Regions from separate parts of the Mus musculus genome. Here region 1 is linked to region 2. The links are chromatin loops, found by intact Hi-C in ENCODE. Cell type or tissue: left cerebral cortex. All regions are shown on one strand. Links, peaks and the distances in the headings refer to the core of each region. The heading gives the core; the rest is flanking DNA. Region 1 has its middle 4.0 kb from the start of Khdrbs3. Region 2 has its middle 41 kb from the start of Gm49415.

Region 1 (2,813 bases), core at 311-2,810, 210 kb after region 2:
CTTATCTCATCTTGCTTTAACTTCAGGAAAAAAATGACACTTTTAAAAAAATAGTTTATTTTCATTTTGATTACCTGTATATATGTACATCTCTGTGTTGGTATGTTCAGATGAGTGCAGGTGCCCATGGAGGTCACAAGAGGGATTCAGATGTACTGAAACTAGAGTTATAAGCATTTATAGGCCCCTGACTTGGGTGCTTGCAACAGACTTCAGGTCTCCTGCAAGAACTGCAAGTGTTCTTAATTCCTGAGCCATCTCTCTAGCCCCCAACACTGGTCATCTATCTGTACTGGACTTTAAAAATGTCATCACCTGACCAGCTTGCTGTGCATGTGTGAGTCTGATACTGCCAAAAAATATTTTATTTCTGATTATTTTACCAAACTCAAAATATGCAGTTTACTGAGCCCTCCTCTCCCCAAAAAACCCACCATGTAGACAAAATTGTTGTGTGTGTATCTTTATGCATCCTAACAGGAAACTGTGGGCTAGGAGATGGATGTGAATGTTTTTACTATCGTGGCAATAATGTTTTACATTTCAGCTGTGCTTTTCAAACTGTAGCATCTTACAAAGTGCCGGAGTGGGTGATAACTTGGTGCATTCCACCACCACATGCCACATTTTTAGAACAGTATGTGAAGGATACAGGGCAGCTCCCACATCAAGGAAACTAACAAAACCCATTTCCACCACGGCTAGATCAGAGAATGCATGGCAATTTCCATCCTGTCCTGGAACTCACGTTGTAGACTAGAACTACAGAAATCCTCCAATTCAGAAATCTGCCTGCCTCTGCCTCCCAAGTGCTGGGACTAAAGGCCTACGCCACCACACCGGCTGAGAACAATTGTTACTTGTTACACTTTCCAGGCTTAGAAATGGAGACAAAAGGATTTGGAATTACCATGGCCAGTAGGTGGGGTCAGATGGCTTTTCTGCACACACTTGGCTGTCACATTGAGGCCCCTGGACAGTGTTAATTCTTGTTCCTTTGTTGCTTCCTTTGCATGCCTACCTTTAAACACAGGAAGGCTTCCCCCGATGCTCCTTACTCTTGTTTTTCTTTGCATAACTCTTTTACTTTCTTTTGTTCTGCTCTCTCCCACTTTCTCGTTTTCTTTCCCCTACCTGCATTTCATTACCTTCTTCCCCTTTCATTTCCTTCACATTAGAATGTTCATTATTTTCCTTCTTAGGCTGACATGTCAGTCCTTGGAGTTCCTTTCAGTGGAGGCCAAAACCCAAGTGGCTGCCACACAGTTCGAACTTTTGAGGGAATGTGCTTCCGAATTTGGCCACGAGGGGGTGTGTGTGCAATAGCTGTGGCATCATCTTTGCTGAACAGGCGTTGACTGGGTAGCTTTGCTGCAGTAAAGAGAAACATGCAAGAGGACCTGGCCTTGCCATCCATCAGATTGAACGAGGACTTGCACGGAAAGCCTGTGAATACAGAGCAACAGGCTAGGTGTCTCTAGGTATGTGAGTGATTAAGCTGGAGGACATGATTCTCCTGTTTGTAGCCTGAGTGGAACAGAAATGATAGATTATCTGAGTGTACATATACGCATGTATGATCATGTGCATATGTGTTTCTCTTTGTGTACATATTATGTTCACGTGTATTCGAGGAAATGTATCTAATTCTCCTCCCAATGTCTGGACTGTTTCAACTTTCTTAGTCACACTTACTTGATGTTTGAGTTTCCTTCTGGCTGTCTTCTGCATTGAGTAGGGGCCTCGTGGAGTCACTCCTGATCTGTGGATGTGCTCTGAACATTGTGACTCCTGCCTTCCAAAGTGTCTCCTTTCCTTCCAGGGTTGCTTTCTACCCTTCCAGCCACACAGTCTAAGCTTGTGTAACCTGTTTTCTATGGCAAAAACTGGAGTCAGAGCCCAGAGTGGATCTTCTTGGTGTCTTTTGCTGTAACATGCTCATGATGGATTTCTAGGTGAGGCTATGCCATCTTTTGGTGTCCCCCTTACATAACAAAGCCACTGTCTCGAAGATTGGAGTAACAGTGATGTTAGAGAATTTATTTTTAAGGAGTGATCCCTGAATACATGACTGCTTGCATTGACCTGACTGCTCAACCAGACGCTGGGCTAAGGAGCTGAGAAGGCTCCAAGGACACAGAAGACAAAGACTCAGTGTGGTGAGCATGAACAAGAGCATAAATAACACTGGTGTAGAGAGAAGGAGGAGTCAGAAAGCATTAATGCTGTGTCTATGTGGAGGTTAGTGAGGTATAAATCTTAACTGACCCTTTCCCGGTGCTCAGAGATAATGCTTGCTGGGGAAAGATTGGTAGCTAGTAAGTAAGGGATATGGGGGCCAGAATGAGATTTGAACTTTTCCACTCATGAGAATGTAACATAGGGCTCATATCTCTTACACATTCAAAGGGAAGTTTGTAATGTGGGTAGCAATCCTTATATAGAAGAAAACTAGCTCACAGACACTGGCTGTGATTGGAGCATGCCCTGATGGTGTCAGGCACAGCAGCAGTGTGTGTGATTCACTGGAGCTGATGTCAGAGGCCAAGGGTCTGTCTCTCCCTGGGAAAGAAGGCCTGGAAGTCGGCGGAGATTATAAAATGACAACTATCCCTCTGGGGTTGCAGAGACTTGGCTGTGCTCCTTCTGGTAGCCTGGAATGATGGGTAACAGTGGCTTGGGAGATACTCCTTGCATCTCTGGGACTGAGAGTCAAGACAATGACTTGGAAAGGTAGTTATGTTCCCTTATGCCAGCTGAGGGACTCCATGGAGTGTGGACAGGAGATGTAAAGCCTTGTGTAAAGCCAACAG
Region 2 (2,813 bases), core at 310-2,809:
AGAGATTTTTGACAGATATTTTTTATATTTCACTAGCAACTCAAGGCAGCTAAAATCAGGAAAACACAAAGGACTTTCACATCCTAAGTGGAGGATAATGGATAGTGTACAATTGATACACGCTTAACATTTCTTATGCTGAAGTAATTTTGAGAGATCTTTGCTCCTTGCTGCTTATAAGTGATGAAATAGCATCCATAAAATGCAGGTCAAAAAAGCACAGCTTGAAAAAGCAATTAAAGCAACCCTCTATTGCTTTCCCCAGTCACCTCTTTGAAATTTATGCAGTAGGTCCACCTTTTCATGCCCCTAATAAAAACAATGCAAACTCACTCATAGCTTTTTAAGCCATTTTAAGTTCCAGCCATTGTCTTGATTTAGTACTCCAGTGCCCACTCAAAGATCTTAGCCCAAATGGGGTGATTTTATAGTGAGTCTTCTTCATTCTTTTGGGCATAGATAAGTTTGCAAGAGCCTGTGGTGGGGAAAGGTAGGACCTCTGTGGTGGGTTTCTCAATATCTGACTTGTGTTTTAACTGTTTAATGAATGACAACTTCTTTTTCCATTTCTATCTCTCTGGGACTGGAAGGGGTGAGAGGAGAGGGGCAAGTGAGAAGATCTGCTTTGGATGTCACTGCAGGATCTGTCAGAACCATTGACATTCCTGGATACTTCAGACATCTTACATTTACAAAAGCCTCTGAAAGTCCCCCACACCAGATAGAAGCAACTGCATTTTGGAAGATGTCTCCTTCCCTTCCTTTATTAACTGCTAGAATTCTGACTTTTTAAATAATGACATCTCACCACAACTTATATTATTAATTTCAAGGTACCTTCTCTGGCCATCTCTCAATGAAAAATGTCACACGTCACCTCACTGGTTTCTGGAAAAAGCTCCTGTGGCCTTTGCTCCAAGAAACCCTAGGTTTCTAAGCAGGCTCCATCAAGAAACTGGTGATTGGCCCTCTTCTCTGTGGTCCCTTGGTTAGGAGTGGATCTCAATGTAAGAAATACTTCCTGGAGCTTTGGGGTGACCCACAGAGGCCAAAATGCACAAAATGCACTGTTGCAGACATCTCTGCAGGTTTCCTCTCTCCGTCACTTTGACTTTCGTTGCAACTGCAGTGTGGATGAGGCTCTTTGGACAGGCGCCCTGACATTTCCTTTTCAGTTTTACCACTGGGAATCTGGATTTGAATTTCTCATGTGTTACCTCATGGCACTTGCCAGAGGCTTTGAATTTAACAGCCTGCTATAAATTTGCTTCAAGATATCTTGTGTGCCAAGAAGAGAATTTTTTTCCTCTCTCTTTCTCTCCCTCCTTCTCTTTTTGGTCTTTCATCCAAATGTTCTGTGCCTGTGCAACTCTGTGACTCAGTAGCTTAGACACATTCTCTAAGTCACGAGATGGAATGACTCACACCTGTTTTGTACTGTCTCTAAAGATGACACTGAGTCTTCAGGGAGGACGACAGCACTTGGTACAATTCAGGTAAGGTGGAAGCTAGACTGAAGAAAAAAATCCCTGGAAAATTAAGATGAGACACGACATCTGGTACTAAGGACAGACCATGGCATAAGGCATACCATTATGCTACATAGCACATCACTTTTTTTTGGAAACCTTTTATTAATAAACTTCCATAGCAGAGACTATAATTACAGGATCAGTAAAGATAAGTCCAATGGTTGTGGCCAAAGAAAATGCAGATTATTTAAGATGAATTTGCTTCTTTTTCATCTGATTCGTCATCATCCATCACCTGCTCTACACCTTCCACTTCTGGAATATAAAACTGCAGCATGTTCGAATCCCGCTCTTCAGGGTGATGATGGAGCTGGGGCAGCTGGGGCAGGAGCCCTGGAGCTTCAGCCGCACAATGCCATCTTCAAAGGCCCTGTAGATCACGTCGCCCCCATCCTCCTGCACAGTTGGCCGTATTCTAGTATCTAACAGTTCTTTAATCATTGCCACGACTCCGTCATCTTCCTCAGAGCCTGCTTCTCCCGGAGGCGGAGGCGTCTCCTCGGTCACTAGGGGTAAGCCAGATGCAAAGAAGTCCATAATTGTGGCATGAATGTCTGGTTTCAGTAAATTCCAGTCTAACTCTCCATTCTCCTTTGTGACTGTGATGAAATCTGGGCCGAAGAAGACGCTCTTCACACCTTCAATTCTGAATAACTGCCTGGCCAGAGGGGAGCGGAAAGCTGCAGCAGGGGTGGAGAAATCCATGGTCCTCGTCTCAAGAACCCGCTTTCCTGGTATAAACTTTAAGCTGTTGGGATTTGGGGTGTCTTGTGTTTGAATAAACATGTTACACAAGGATGCGCGCAGCGGGAAAAGTGGTCTCCGTACATATTGGTGCAGAGGTTGTTTCTTAAAGGTGTGTGGAGTCGCTACATGACAGAACCACCTGCACAGCCGGGCTACACCGACCGCTGCTCCCCATGCCCGCTCGGCCGCCGCCATCACTTCATTTTTAAAACAGCCATCCTCCTCTCCGAAGTAGTATTATTTCTTCAGATATTGCTCAGATGTTACTTTTTCTAGAAAGCTTGCTTGACCACAGACCATAGTAAGGCTGTGCTCTACTCTTTCAGAGCAAATTGCTGTTGAGTATTTATCACACCGGGCAGTAATTGTCTGCTTGCTCCTGAGCTTCTTCATTTATTATCTAAATGAAAACAAGACAGACAAGTGACTGTGTTATCATTTATCCTAAATGCCTGGTGCAAAGCCGACATTCATAGACGCTTAATAAACATTGTGTTTATGTGATAGTTAGGATAAGGTTAGGGTATCCTGTAG

The links. Peaks named below come from ENCODE experiments on the same cell type or tissue, not always from the same donor. Only the 100,000 strongest peaks of a DNase experiment are listed, where the experiment ranks them.
Region 1: a loop joins it to region 2, with 2.8 times the contacts of the local background. A loop is called at or near these places in 3 of 42 quality-filtered maps.

The regions. Positions count from the first base shown.
Region 1 is chr15:68,922,989-68,925,801 of GRCm38, forward strand. No RefSeq gene overlaps it. Among named protein-coding and RNA genes, the nearest start is that of Khdrbs3, 4.0 kb to the right of the region's middle. In left cerebral cortex, for the core only: a CTCF peak has its summit at 1,297; DNase peaks (open chromatin) are centred at 643, 1,320, 2,014 and 2,555.
Region 2 is chr15:68,713,290-68,716,102 of GRCm38, forward strand. It overlaps the pseudogene Gm7859. Among named protein-coding and RNA genes, the nearest start is that of Gm49415, 41 kb to the right of the region's middle. In left cerebral cortex, for the core only: no CTCF peak of the experiment used is centred there; a DNase peak (open chromatin) is centred at 1,287; H3K27ac peaks cover 1,680 bases.